Linked DNA regions of Homo sapiens: region 1 is linked to region 2. The links are chromatin loops, found by intact Hi-C in ENCODE. Cell type or tissue: CD4-positive, alpha-beta T cell. All regions are shown on one strand.

Region 1 (8,000 bases), 59 kb before region 2:
ATAATCAGGAAGCCTTCACAAGAACCTCACTATGGTTTTCCTACTCCAACCTTCTGTGATTCTGGCCAACTCATTCCTAATCTCAGCCTCTGTACATCGTGTTCTGTTTGGTGTGGAATGCTGGTGGAAACAGGGACAAGGCCAGATGAGTCCTCTAAGGTTAAGACTACATGATTCATTCCGCAAGTACCTGGGTGTATACTCTGCACCAGGCTTCACACTAACTATTCCATGGGGATGCCACAGGGGCTACAATAACCACGGCCCTAAGGAACAGATGGAGTCTGGTTGAGGACAGAATTGAGGCCGTGAGTCTCCAGAGTCATGTCCTGAAATAGGTTATCAAAGTGTAATAACAGGTGCTATAGGATCATAGCAGGGTCACCTAATCTAGCCTTGGGTTAGAGAGGGTTTCCTGGAGTCTCTAAACCAAGTACTGAGGTAGGTACTACTTAGGCAAAAAGTGAGGCCTTCTCAGGAGAGCAGCTTTGGAAAAGCTCTTATCTTCTGCCTGCCTTTGGGATGTCATCTGGCAACGCTGTTATCACTTTTCACCATCTCCTCAAACCCTATTTTAAGGTGCTCGGTTAGGACAGTGAGTTATAGCGTAGCAGGGACGTCTTCATCACAGCTTAATTTAGAGGTGACATGCAGGGGACCCATCCATGTGCACCACCATCCTTTTCAGTCTACCACCCAGGGAGTTCTTGGAGGCACCTCTGTCCTCTCCCACATATACAACGCCATGAATCCAACAATAGCATGTTCTTTCAGATAACCTTGGTATACCCCTCAACCACACTACACCTTTTTGGCACCTAGTCACCAACTTAACCTCTAGTATTTATTGGAAGATGATTGTGTCAATTGACTTAAGTCCTAGGTTCTGAGTATAAAGAAGTTGTGTTTACGAAACAAACATTTCTTTGTTTCTAGAGTGTACAGTGGTTGAAAGGGAAGAACATATGATACTCCAAATCACTGCTGCCCACATCTGTCAGTGTTATTATCAGTGTTACGTGTCAGGTCTTTATTTGTAAAAATGAATAGGACATAGACCCCATCCCCAGGGCAGTTCCCATCTGTCTGCAGTTCATCCCTCGGCTTGATTTGACCCCATCATTTCCCCTTAGCTAAGCCTCCCTGGAGGTGAGGCAGAAGTACATATGGCAACATGCGTGATGGGTATTGATTTGGTATCAGTGATAGAGTCACTTTGGGCGAGAAGGTAAAATGGCTTAAGAATCACACAGACATGCAATTCCATTTACTATTTTAAAACTTCTAGTTGAGGCCGGGCGCAGTGACTCACACCTGTAATCCCAGCACTTTGGGAGGCCAAGGCAGGCAGATCACGAGGTCAGGAGGTCGAGACCAGCCTGGCCAACATAGTAAAACCCTGTCTCTACTAAAAATACAAAAATTAGCTGGGTGTGGTGGTGCACCCCTGTAGTCCCAGCTACTCAGGAGGCTGAGGCAGGAGAATTGCTTGAACCCGGGAGGTGGAGGTTGCAGTGAGCTGAGATCACACCACTGCACTCCAGCTTGGGTGAAAGAGTGAGACTTCGTCTCAAAAACAAACAAACTTCTAGTTGAAAAGGTTTTATATATCCCATTATTTAACTTGTTCACTGGTGTACCAGAGCTTTGTTAGTTGAAATGAAGAAAGATCTTCCTAACATGACATTGGCATTAGTAAAGTCTTCCTTCAGGTGGAACTCAGCAATTTGTTTCCTAGGAAATAACGGAAATCAAAACATTTTCTGAAATATCTCATGTAATAGATGCAAGATAAGTTATACAGAGAATTACTATCAATGTATCTTTAGTTTCCATTTTATAATGAAGCTAAAGGCCTTATCTTGACATTTTGCCTGAATTTAGTTAGTCTTTATGATCACTGCAGGGCAGAAACGGCCTCTGAGTCAAGGGACTGCTGTTTAACAGCCCAGCACAAGGGCTTGGAGGGTGGCAGGGATACTCAACACCAAGACTCTTTCGTGCCACTTGCTCTCTGACTGGATGAGCTAAGCTTCCAGTACTCACCTCTAAACTGGGACATTGTAATAGTGAAGTCACTGGGATAATTTACAAAATCCCATGTAATCCATGATAAGCAAGCTGGACACTTGCACAGGTGTGCCAATAGAAAAGGGCTAATTGAGGCCCAGGCATGTTCAACATGGAGGCTCCATCTTCCCTTTTCTTTGTCACCATGTGTGCAGTAAAGGAACAGGCAACATGGTGCCAGCCAGGTAGAAAATCCATCTGCATAATAAAAGATTAGGGTGGGGCAGCCAGCTTCTTTGTGTGCTATGCAAATAACACACCTGGTCAGATCAATCTTTCATGCCCTATGTAAATCAGACACCACCTCCTCAAGCTCATCTATAGAACCTTCTGCATTTCAGCCGGGCACGGTGGCTCACACCTGTAATCCCAACACTCTGGGAGGCCGAGGCGGGTGTATCACGAGGTCAGGAGTTGGAAACCGGCCTGGTCAACATGATGAAACCCCGTCTCTACTGAAAATACAAAAAATAGCTGGGCGTGGTGGCAGGCACCTGTAATCCCAGCTACTGGGGAGGCTGAGGCAGGAGAATCATTTGAATCCGGGAGGCAGAGGTTGCAGTGAGCTGAGATTGCACCATTGCACTCCAGCCTGAGCAACAGGGCAAGACTCCATCTCAAAAAACAAACAAACAAAAACACCTTCTGCATTTCATTGCAGAAGTAGCAACCCATTTTCTCCGGGACCCCTCTCTGTGCAGAGAGCTTTTTCTTTCGCCTGTTAAACTTCCAGTTTTTTTTTTTTTTTTTTGAGACGGAGTTTCGCTCTTGTTTCCCAGTCTAGAGAGCGATGGCACGATCTCGGCTCACCACAACCTCCACCTCACAGGTTCAAGTGATTCTCCTGCCTCAGCCTCCCCAGTAGCTGGGATTACAGGCATGTGCCACCAGTCCAGCTAATTTTTTTGTAATTTTAGTAGAAACAGGGTTTCTCCATGTTCATCAGGCTGGTCTCAAACTCTCGACCTGAGGTGATCCGCCGGCTTTGGCCTCCCAAAGTGCTGGGATTACAGGCGTGAGCCACCACTCCTGGCCTGTAAAACATTTTTTTAATGTAGATGTTCAACCAGGTAAAGCAATATATCCAATAGGTGTACTAAAGGAAACTTGTTCGGAGTGAGCAATCAGAACCAGAGCTTCAGGACATAAAAATCTCAATTTTAATAGAATTTCATGTTCAGCAATAGAACTGCATTATATGAGTGGCTTTCATATTAGTTTTCAAAGTTTCACATGAAAGATCCACCCATACATGGTGGAACTTTTAACAGTAACCTAAGGTCTAAGAATTATTCTACATCTCTGTACTGTCTTGGGGAACATTTGCTTTCACCCTTTTCGTGTGTATCAACATCAGATCCAAGATTCTTTTTTTTTTTTTTTTTGAGACAGAGTCTCGCTGTGTCACTCAGGCTGGAGTGCAGTGGTGTAACCGCAGCCCCGACCTCCCTGGGCTCAAGTGATCCTCCCACCTCAGCCTCCTGAGTAGCTGGGACCACAGGCATGCACCACCACACCCAGCTAACTTTTGTGTTTTTTTGTAGAGATAAGGTTTCACCATGTTGCCCAGGCTGGTCTTCAACTCGTGGGCTCAAGTCATCTGCCCAGCTCAGCCTCCCAATTACAGGCATGAGGCACAACATCCAGCCCAAAATCAGATCCAAGATTCTTTTTTTTTTTTTTTTTTTTTTTTGAGACGGAGTCTCCTTCTGTCGCCCAGGCTGGAGTGCAGTGGCGCGATCTCGGCTCACTGCAACCTCCATCTCCCGGGTTCACACCATTCTCCTGCCTCAGCCTCTGGAGTAGCTGGGACTGCAGGCGCCCGCCACCACGCCCGGGTAATATATATCCCAGCACTTTGGGAGGCCGAGGCGGGTGGATCACGAGGTCAGGAGATCGAGACCATCCTGGCTAACACGGTGAAACCCCGTCTCCGCTAAGAATACAAAAAATTCTTCGGGTGGGGTGGCGGGCGCCTGTAGTACCAGCTACTCCGGAGGCTGAGGCAGGAGAATGGCGTGAGCCCGGGAGGCGGAGCTTGCAGCGCGTCAAGATCGCGCCACTGCACTCCAGCCTAGGCGACAGAGCGAGACTCCGCCTCAAAAAAAAAAAAAAAAAAAAAAAAAAAAAAATTACCATCTCGCAGATAGAATGAACCTATCTGATACGAATGCCAGTTTTTCTATTTCAGAAAAGGGGATGCAAAAGTTTACCTCTACCCTGAGGGTTTTTAGCTGAGCCTGATAAATTGCCATAAATAAAAAAAGAGAAAAGCATACAAATTTATATGTTTTAAATGACACGGTGAGGTAGGAGGTGGGATTCCAAAGGCGAGGCTCAAAGAGGGGACCAGATTGAGGAAACTACTTTCCATAAGTCACGCCCACTAATGTGCCATGTGAGTTTACCATTGCCATGGCAACACCCAGAAGTTGCCACCCCTTTCCTGGTAACGACCCTACGACCGGGGTTGTTTTCCTAGAAACGTCTGCATTACTTTTCCTAGAAACTTGCGCATAATTCACCCCTTAATTTGCATATAATTACAAGCAGATGTGAACATGACTACAGACCTGCCTTTGAGCTGCTACTCTGGGCACACAGCCTGCTGGATAGCCCCACTCCACAAGGAGCAGTGCTTCTGCGGCTGTGCACCGCCGCTTCAATAAATGTTGCTGTCTAACACCGCCAGCTCACTTTTGAATTCTTTGCTGGGTGAAGCCAAGAAACTTCCTGGGTTAAGCCCCAATTTTGGGGCTCACCTGCCCTGAATCATTTAGAGCCCTCATAAGGAAATGAGCACCCAGAGAAGTGGCGAAATCTAAATGCTTTTATATTAAGTTGAATAACGAGAGGCAGTTGTAGAAAAGTGACTAAATTATGTGTGGATGCTACAATATATATATACATACATATATATACACATACATATATATACACATACATATATACATACATATATACACATACATATATACATACATATATACACATACATATATACATACATATATACACATATATACATACATATATACACATATATATACACACACATATATATACATATACACACACACACACACACACACACACACACACACACACATATATATATATATATATATATATTTGTTTTTTTTTTTTTTTTTTTCCGAGATGGAGTCTTGCTCTGTCACCCAGGCTGGAGTGCAGTGGCGCGATCTTGGCTCACTGCAACCTCCGACTCCCAGGTTGAAGCAATTCTCCTGCCTCAGCTTCTCGAGTAGCTGGGGTTACAGGCACCTGCCAAAACAATAATTATTTTAACAAGGTCATTTCCACTGAATTCTCTCAGCTATGATGTCCCATTGAAGAATGTTTCTTTTCTCCTCGTACAAGGAGGGCATCTTTCATGTGGGAGTTCTTATTTCCTGTTTTCGGGAAGAAAAGAGATCAGGGTGCCCTTCTTGCATCTGCTGTTTTTCAAGTAGCTCAAAATAATCCTTATACTAAAGTGGCATATTTTGGTGTGGCATATTCTGCCTCTCTTCACAGTAAATAACTTTTTTTTTTTTTCGAGATTAAGTCTCGCTCTGTTACCCAGGCTGGAGTGCAGTGGCACAATCACAACTCACTGCAGCCTTGACCTCCTGGGCTCCATGATCCTCCCACACCAGCCTCCCGAGTAGCTGGGACTGCAGGCACACAACACTATGCCTGGCTAATTTTTTGTGTCTTTTGTAGAGATGGTGCTTCACCATGTTGCCCAGGCTGGTCTCAAACTCAGGCAGTCCACCTGCCTTGGCCTCCCAAAGTGCTGAGATTACAGGTGTCAGCCACCTCACCCAGCCAATAACTTCCTTTGAAAAATAATTTTTTCCCCTTCCCAACCCCTCCCCTGAAAAATACTTTTCAGTGGCAATCACATCTTTGAATTATGAATGTATTACAATAAATGAAGTAAACTGTTGGTTGAGGACAGTTGTATTTATAGATCAGAAGTGCTGGCCGGATGTGGTGGTTCATACCTGTAATCCTAGCACTTTGGGAGGCCGAGGTGGGTGGATTGCCTTTACTCAGGAGTTTGAGACCAGCCTGGGCAACATGGTAAGAACCCCCTCCATCTCTACTAAAAATACAAAAAATTAGCCGGGCATGGTGGCGTGTGCCTGTGGTCCCAGCTTGGAAGGCTGAGGCAGGAGAAATCTCTTGAACTTGGGAGGCATAGGCTGCAGTGAGCTGAGATCACTGGCACTGCACTCCAGCCTGGGCGATGGAGTGAGACTCTGTCAAAAAAAAAAAAAAGTGCTGGGAAAGATTCTTGATATTCTCTTCATTTACTTGAGAAATAACTCACAGTTTCAGATTTTTATTTCTCTAGTTTTCACTGAATTTATATATCATTTTTTCATATTATTGTGACTACTTTTCTGTCACTGAAAAATGTGTGTATTCATATTTTGCTAGAATAAAGTTTCTATTATAATAATTGTATCTGAACTTTTTTTTTGAGACAGAGTCTCGCTCTGTTGCCCAGGCTGGAGTGCAGTGGCCGGATCTCGGCTCATTGCAAGCTCCACCTCCCAGTTTCACACCATTCTCCTGCCTCAGCCTCCCGAGTAGCTGGGAATACAGGCACCCGCCACCACGCCTGGCTAATTTTTTTTTGTATTTTTAGTAGAGATGGGGTTTCACCGTGTTAGCCAGGATGGTCTCGATCTCCTGACCTCGTGATCTGCCCGCCTCAGCCTCCCAAAGTGTTGGGATTACAGGTGTGAGCCACCACACCCAGCCTGTATCTGAACTTCTAATAATTAGGAGAGAAAATATGAAATTTGTGGATATTTGTAACGTGCAGATCCTTATCAGGGATTTCACACGTGACTGAAAAATTAGCAATAAATGGCAAGGGGAGGAAGCAAGTATATTAAAAACATAGCTGACCCTGTTTAAATTGCTATATTTATTTATTTCATCTAAGGACCATGATCTTCCAATGGCTGCAGGAAAGAAAAATAATTAGCAAAATAACAAATAGCCTTGTTTATAGTCTGGGCAAGATACTTTAAGTTTTAAAAATCTATTTATGCCTTGACTTTCAAATTATGTTTTAAGGTAAGACTAAGGTTCAGAACTTGATTATTCATCATAATATTGTATTATCACCATTTTATAGTTGAGGAAACAGGCACATAGATGTTAAGGAGCTTTTCCAAATTCTCTCTAACTATGAACACCAGGATTTCAATCAGATCTCTACAATTCTATGCTCAAGGCCAGAAAAATAATCACATCACAGCTGTAATTAAAATAGCCTGTGTTAGGAAGACATAGGAACTCAGTAAATAGTTGTTGCCTGAATGGTTAGATTTATAGATTATTGTTTGCAGATTACTGCCAACTACTAATAAGTTCAAACAAATGTGAAGTATCTTTGAATTTCATTAATATATTAGTTATCTATTATTTTTTAAGTTTTAATTTTTTTTGAGACATAGTCTTGCTCTGTTGCCCAGGCTGGAGTGCAGTGGGGTGATCTTGGCTCACTGCAACCTCTGCCTTCCAGGCTCAAGCCATCCTCCCACCTCAGCCTCCCAAGTAGTGGGGACCACAGGAGCACACTACCAAGCTGGTCTAATTTTTGTATTTTAGTAGAGATGAGGTTTCACCATGTTGGCGAGGCTGGTCTCAAACTCCTGGCCTCAAGTGATCTGCCCGCCTCGGTCTCCCAAAGTGCTGGGATTACAGATGTGAGCCAGTTATCTATCATTATGTGGCAGATTATCCCAAAATTTAGCAGGCGGCATGAGCCTATAGTCCCAGCTACTCAGGAAGCTGAGGTGGGCTCAACTCTGTTTGAGCCCAGGAGTTCAAGGCTGCAGTGAGCTATGATCATGTCACTGCACCCCAGCCTGGGTGACAAAGTGAGACCCTATCTCAAAACAAAC
Region 2 (8,000 bases):
CAATTTTCCTTTATTGCATTGACCCTACTGTGCTCTTGGTATTAATGTTGCAGTCATCTAAAGAACTGAGTTTATTTGCTATTTTTTGGATGTTTGTGTAAGACTGGAATAATCCATATCTTGAATGTTTGGTAGGAATAGCTTATAACACTGGATATGTTGTTTTCTTCAAGGGAAGATTTTAAAAAGTTGTTAATCCAACTTCTTTCTGGGGGATGACTGTTATTTCTAATTTCTATTTCTTCTTGGTTCAGCTCTGTTTTTTCTAGAAATTTAGACATTTTATCAAAGTGTCCAAATTTATTGACAAAGTTTGTTTATAATATCCCCATTACCTGTTTACTCTCTGCAGCTTCTGTAATTTGCCATTCCTTATCTTTTACACCTTCTCTCTTATCTCCTGATTAAGGTTTCAAATAACCAACTGATATGGTTTGGCTGTGTCCTCACCCAAATCTCATCTTGAATTCCCACATGTTGTGAGAGGGACCCTGGTGGGCAGTAATTGAATCATGGAGGCAGGTCTTTCCCATGCTGTTCTCGTGATAGTGAATAAGTCTCATGAGATCTGATGGTTTTATAAGGTGGAGTTTCCCTGCACAAGCTCTCTGTCTGCTGACATCCACGTAAGATGTGACTTCCTCCTCCTTGCCTTCGGCCATGATTGTGAGGCCTCCCCAGCCATGTGGAACTTAAGTCCATTATACCTCTTTTGTAAATTGCGCAGTCTCAAGTATGTCTTTATCAGCAGTGTGAAAAAGGACTAATACACCAACTTTGACTTTGTTGATCTGTTTTCTGTTTCATCAATTTCTGCTCATTATTCCCTTCAAATTGGGGTGGGGGAACTATTCTGTTATTTATATTCCTGATACAGATATTTATTGATTTTTGGCTTAATGAATGCATTTTAGGCTAAAGGCCAAAAAAAAAACTCTAGAACTGCTTTAGTCATATTCCACACACAATTTGTAGCATATAATTGTTCTATTTTTTCTCAAATTTTCATCATAAATTATGAATTAATATTTAAAACTGTTTCATTTGTGCTGATTTCCAACTAAAGGATTTTCAATCCTTAAGATTGTTTTTTCCCCCCCAAAGAATTGCCATTTGGCTCCAGGTATGATCAATTCTTTCCTTTAACAAATATTGGGCACCCACATGTGTCAGGTACTGTTCTAGATGCTTAGGTTACATCTGTAAACAAAATAGGCCAAAAAGTCATGCTTTCTTGGAGCTCATGTTCAAGTTTTTTGTTTTTTTTGGAGGCAGGGGTCTCACTCTGTCACCCAGGCCATAGTGCAGTGGTACAATCATGGCTCATTGCAGCCTCAACCTCCTGGGCTCAAGTGATCCTCTCACCTCAACTTCCCAAGTAGCTGGCAATACAGGCACATACCACCCTGGCTAATTTTTTGTAGAGACAGGGTTTTGTCATGTTGCCCTGGTTGGTCTCAAACTCCTGGGCTCAAGAGATCTGCCTGCCTCTGCCTCCCAAAGTGCTAGGATTAGAGGCATGAGCCACTGTGCCTGGTCAGGAGCTCATGTTCTACTGTCAATTCTTGGAAATGTCCCATATACCTGAATAGAATGTATACTCTTCACTTGTTGGGTGCAGTTCTACATATGACTGTTAAATCAAGTTGCTTTTATTACTCAAATCATGCATTTCCTTACTGATCTTTTTGCTTATTATCTCAATTTCTAAGGAGAGGTATATTAAAATTTCCTGCTGTGATTGTTCCTTTGTCTATTTCTTGTTTCTAATTACTATCCTAAAAGCCATATTCTTTTAAAAGAAACTGATGTTCAAGAAACATGCCCTATTTCACTAAGTTTGTAAAGGATGGATTATGGATTCCAGCGTAGTTGTCTCTATTATGACAATATTAATTGTGCAACTGTTGTCATCTGTTTTCCCTAATATCTACACCCAATAATAACACATCAGTCCCTTCTCATCCTTTGGAAAATCCCTCTTCCCAGACTTTTAATCAAATTACCAGAGTTCCTTGCTCCCTGTTCAGCAGCAAATGTGTCTATGGCTGGTCACCACAGTATCCTGAGCCACACACTGAAATCAGTCAATGAGTCCCGCCCCTGGACAGATGTATGTGTCTTTATCATATTGCCTTCCAATAAATTCATATGGTCACTAGCCATGTCTGAAAGTACCTACCAAGGATATGCTATGAGGTTAATTATTGTTTAGCTGTTTGACACGGATATTTTCCCCTATGATATTTACCTCATCTGATGATGTCCTGCATTTCCTTGTTATTTCTTTTCCATGGCTGGAAAACATAAACTGTCTTTTAGTCCTAAAAACAACTTTTATTGCCATCTGCAATTTACTGCATTGTTGAATAAAGTATGGTTTATTTCAAAACATCATTAAGCAGTACTACTTTCCAGGAACTGTGCTAAGAGGCACTGTGGATTCAGAATGGAGTAAGACATGTTCTTTTTATGAAGAACACAATAGAGTGGGGGAAAAGTCATGTTGATAAATGTGTGCGTGGGAGTTATGGGCACGTGGGCAGTGGGAGGCAATGCACTCAACCAAATGGCAGGCAGTCAGGAAAGACCTCACAGAAGAGGTGACATTTGAGTTGTATCTGAAATACATACTAAGAAAAGCATATTCCAGGAGGGGCAAAAAGCATCTGCAGAGAAGACACATGATTCCTCACACAATAAATTTTCAAAGTGATTTGTATTTTTTCTTTTTGCTGCTATATTCCCATTTCTTCTTGACACTCTAATCAGGGTTTACAAATATGTGGCACCTGCACTGCCACTCTCCCCCTTCTCCCTGCCATTGGCAGCATCCATAACTGAAGACAGAATTCTTTCCTGAAGAGTCTACTCAACACTAGGTGCCATGATTAGAAATAATGTAGAAATTAATAATCACAATTAATAAAGTGTACATGACAGACGCTTGCCATTCCTACTTTGACTGGGTGGAGATGTGGAAATCTTGTTATTCAGAGGTGAAGTAGGGAGGGCAAGTTCTAAAATGTTAGCCCTAGGGCACTAGAATCACTGGGGATTAAAAAAAATTCTAAATCTCAGGCCACACATCTCTAGGGGTGGGAAAAAGGCTTCAGGATTTTTTGAAGCTCCCCAAGTAATTTTAATGTGCAGATAAGTTTGAGAATTACTGCCATATAAGTCTGTTCAAAAAGGTCAAATTTGTTACCTATGTAAAGGGCTCAAGGGATTACCAAATTGTACTCTTCTGGGAAGAGAATTTTCCAGAGCAAGAGCGAGGCCTCCGAATCTGAAGTCTGTTCACTAAGCGGATACCAGAGTGAAGACTTGAGGAGCCTGGCCAAAGAGCAGGATATCAGCAGCAGGGGGCAGAGCCAGAGGTGGCCTGCAGGCATCTTTCTTTCCCAGTTTTCATGACATTATGCCAAATCTACTTAGCAGTGGCCATTTCGTATTTTCATTTCTATTTTTTCAGAAATGCATAAGGACTAAGGGTATCAGAGTAATCAGCATAACAACCAAACGAGCTGAAGTCTGCAAAATTCAACTCCCCCCGCCAAGATATTAAATTTGCCTACAGGAAAAAGGCCCACCAGATACTTAAAAAAATCAACGAAATGATATTATGCTGCATTTAAAAGAACATGCCTATGAAGCAGAATACCATGTAGTGCTACCATTTATTTGAAAGTCATTTTGACAACACTGTGCATACTTATTTAGAGTTTTGGGTTAAAGATAACTGAGTATAGAAAACTATAGAAAACATTGCTTTGAAAGTGGATCCAGTATCAATGTTATCCTAATCTCTTTGAAAAAAAGGAAAACTATCTCTTAATTACACTACAATCAAATCGAGTCTTCAATTCTTATATATTCATTCAGAATTTTAAAATCTCTCTCACGGGAGGAAATGTAAAAGGAAAGTTTTCAAGACCTTTTTGTACCTTAATATCCTTTTCAATTTCTAATGTAAAATGTATTCGTCCTGATAACGATGCTGTGAAATAAAGACCAATTCAGGAATGTAATGAAGTTTAAAAGTAGCTCCTCTTTTTCTGCATTGAGAACAATTTTGTTGATTCAAATTAGAAACTTCTAGTTGGGGGCAGGAGAAAAAGGAGGAAGAAGAAAGAAGCAAGCAATCTGTGACCTAGCGCTGATTATTGGCTGACTTCTAATAAAGGAAGAAGATTCGGATTTGTGGTGCCAAAACAAAAGTAATAAAGTGGAAAATGAATTTTTGCAATCCCCACACATCATTGAATTTATGTATTGTCTTCTAGACAAAGTAATCCTACAAAAGGAAGTTCTATTTCAAGGATTTTCACTCCTTTTCCATCTCTGAACTGAAAAGAAACGAGGTGCAGTTTGCAGCTTCAAAATATGTAAATAATCTATAATTCATATCAGTGTTCCGATTAAAAATTTCCTAATCTGTTCTTTGCTCCTTGCAAGTTTCATTGAAGCAGTGCCCCCTAACAGGCAAAGAAGGTACGTGGTAAAATTCAGCTCCTGGTAGAGTGTCCATCAACCAGCTCTGGTGGGATTGCTGTGAGGAATGGAGCGCCCCCTGGAGGCCAGTCATCCAGCCAGTCTGTACCCACCGATTAGAGCAGAGGCTCTCAAGTATCGTCCCTGGACGAACAGCCTCAACACCACCTGAGAACTGTTAAGAAATCCAAGTTCTGGGGCCCCACCATAGGCCAACTGAAACAGAAACCTCTGTGGTGGGGCCCAGCAATCTACAGGCCTTCCAGGTGATGCTGATGCCTGCTAATTAAAAGAGGAGCTACTTTTAAACTGTATTAGAACACCTCATTCCCCAAAGATGTCAGAATCAAGGTGTCATTGTGTTAAGAAAGTAATTACACAGGAATGAAGAGAGCTGAAATGTCTTTCCTACATAGAGAAAGAACCAAGAAGTTGATGTTTGTATCAAGTAAAAACATTGAGCTACAATTTAGAAAATGTTGATACCAACGTATTTTTTAAATACATTAAAGCAGCTTTTAGCAACCCTTTAATTATTCCCAATATATAGTTTGAATGAATTACTGTGTCCCTTGATGAAAAGGATAAAGGAATGTAAGTGACTCTACCATAAATACAGGAAAAGTTCGGATAATCTCAGTGCCTACCACTACCAACAACAAGACCAGAGTCTACCCCCACTGTTATGATCCCTCCCTCTCTTCTCAGGACTGCCATCTGACTCAAACCAGTTCATGGCTATCTGACTACAAAACGAGGCCGAACTTGATCACAGTCAAGGTGGAAATGAAAATAACAATCAAGAAAAACATTTCCCTCATTTTTCATGATTTTTTTATTTAACATATATAGTACATGTAAACAACTGGCACAAAATTCATAAAAATACAATACTCCTATGCAATATCACTTTATTCCTGATATATACTTTCATTTTCTCATTAATATCACTGGCCTATTTTAACACTATAGTTTTTTTGCCAAGCATTTTTAGAGGCTTATCTTTTTAAAGAAATACGGCCCCAACTTTGTTTTCTAAAATGTCATAGCAATAGCTATTTTGATCGCCTCTTTGCCCATCCTTACTTTCCTCACACTAAAGCAAAAATATTTTTAAATGCTAAAAATATGCAAAATACTGAGCTTTAATGCTGTTTTGTCACACCTATGGAACCTGCTATCACTCTGCATTGCCATCAAAGGTGTGGATGCTCCACAGCACTGGTGCTGTGAGCTGTGGCCACGGCTGCATAGCAGGGACCTTCAGGCCTCTGCTCCAAACTGGCTCTCCTAATATATAGTCACATTTTGCTGGGGGTTACATTCATAAACCCTGCTACAAGAGGATCCTTCTGGAAAAAGCTAATTTATACTACTTGTAATGGTTCCCAGCAAATGAAGCAGTTATAATAGTATTTTTAATGCTTTTTTCCTGTACAGAATTTCTACTTATTACATGTGAACTTATTTGGAAGGAAATTACTGGGGGTGAGAAAAATATAAAATAAATGTAAAAATATAATTTTTAAAAATTGTAGCTGCTGGATGTACACAATCAGCCACACTCAGGTGAGCAACAATCACAGATAAGCAGCGCGCACCTCCCTCTCCCTGCTCATGTCGACTCCCATCCTCAGCCTCAAGTGTCACTGCCCATTTTCCTGGACTGTTGTGCATCATCGCTCAAATGTTGCTTTTAATCCACAAATCACGGGCTGCTTTCCTATTTTCTAAAACTAGCAAAAGCCTAAGAAATAAAAATAGTCAACCAGCAAATGAGAAACAGTGGTCACAAATCTGAAGAACGCTGCCAGAGTCCCTCTCCTGGGCCGCCTCCAGGGAAGGAGCATCCCTAGGAGCTGCGGCTCTGGGCACTGGGGCAGGACTGGGGGGCGCTGCTTCTCTGAGGGCACACTCCTCAGCCTTTGCAGCTGACTCATGTCAGCAAGCTGCTGCTTCCTCGAGACCAGGCCTGCCCTTGGGCTCTGGTAAGAAGGTAGAAAGGGAACAGCGGCTTCCAGGAATGGGCACCAGAAACCATGCCTGAGGACTAAGGTCTGAAGGACAATCCACAATGAGGTTAATCTGCCTGTGGTTAAGAAAGAGAAGCTGTATAATTAAATGTGTAGTCAGTCAGCCATAGTCATGGTTTGCTTAGAATTTAAAACCCTAAAACCTTTTCTCAGAGCTACGAGGTTTCATCGTTTTGAAGAATCTCATTTCACACAAATTAACTTCTAGGAAACAAAAATTCATACAAGGAATTCAAAGAAGGTGTAGAAATTTCTCAAAATAAAAATAAATAGGAAGAAGAAAACTAAAGAGGAGGACGAAATATACTCATTCCTCATACTGAAATGATGATTTTTAGAACCAAAATTATAACATAAGGCTTAAGGCTTTGTCTTAGTAAAGACAGGCAATCTTAAAAGTAAAATATAAAAACTTCATTTATTGTTATTCTTTACATTTTTGACAGGAAAATTAGTCATGTTTTATTGTATCTTAAGAGTAAAAGGAAAATTACCATGTACTACAGTCTACTGTTCCACTATAAGTGATGTCTACTCAAATATACATTAGTTTCTAGATGCACTATATTTGGGGTTGTTCAAAATAGTTTTTCTTAAAACTACAATTAAACATGAAAAAATTTTAAAGTGGTTTAAAGTATTAAAATGTAAACATTTGAATAATGCTAAAAAATAAGAAAAGTACAGTTACCAATAATTTTTTTAAAACCAAGAATAAGTATTTGATAAGCAACTAAATGAGTAAACAGTACTTATTTGACAGAAAATGTTGGGGGGAGGAGGAGAGGAGAGAGAGCGAGAGAGAGAAAGAGACATGATAATGCCACATGGCTGGAAGTTAAGGGAATTTCCTAACCACAAGGCCCAAGAGTTTGGATTAATAATGGGCAGGAAAAGCTTCATTAACAGGAGAACAGAGAACAAAAAGAGCACAAGGAAGCAAAACAGACAGATAGTTCCGCAAAGCAAACACTCCATGTCTGCCCCATCTACTGTAACTCAAGTTGATGACAGGGGCTGACATGACCGAAGAACTTACAATCACTGAAATGTCCAAAAGACAAGAGCAAGAGGCAGAAAAAAGAAGCAAGGGGCATTAATAGTTCTTACACTATAAAATCAGCCCCTACATTGTCAGAATTGTCCTGTATTTTCACGTCATCCTTGTCACAACTCATTGTGTTTTCTTTATATAGATAACTTTGCTCACTTTAGCACAAATATGGAAGTCAAGTACAAGCATATACTCATTTGCATAGCAAATTTTAAAGGGGGCATTGAAATAGTAACCAATTGATAAAGGTATTGTCAGGCCTCTGAGCCCAGGCCAGGCCATCGCATCCCCTGTGACTTGCACATATACATCCATATGGCCTAAAGTAACTGAAGATCCACAAAAGAAGTAAAAACAGCCTTAACTGATGACATTCCACCATTGTGATTTGTTCCTGCCCCACCCTAACTGATCAATGT

The links. Peaks named below come from ENCODE experiments on the same cell type or tissue, not always from the same donor. Only the 100,000 strongest peaks of a DNase experiment are listed, where the experiment ranks them.
Region 1: a loop joins it to region 2, with 4 times the contacts of the local background. A loop is called at or near these places in 32 of 110 quality-filtered maps.

The regions. Positions count from the first base shown.
Region 1 is chr7:32,902,008-32,910,007 of GRCh38, reverse strand. No RefSeq gene overlaps it. Among named protein-coding and RNA genes, the nearest start is that of KBTBD2, 14 kb to the right of the region's middle. RefSeq lists enhancers at 3,456-3,955, 3,956-4,457. In CD4-positive, alpha-beta T cell, no CTCF peak of the experiment used is centred here; DNase peaks (open chromatin) are centred at 4,127 and 4,607; H3K4me3 peaks cover 1,300 bases; H3K27ac peaks cover 1,380 bases.
Region 2 is chr7:32,843,373-32,851,372 of GRCh38, reverse strand. No RefSeq gene overlaps it. Among named protein-coding and RNA genes, the nearest start is that of KBTBD2, 44 kb to the left of the region's middle. RefSeq lists enhancers at 5,883-6,382, 6,383-6,884. In CD4-positive, alpha-beta T cell, a CTCF peak has its summit at 4,467; a DNase peak (open chromatin) is centred at 4,552; H3K27me3 peaks cover 262 bases.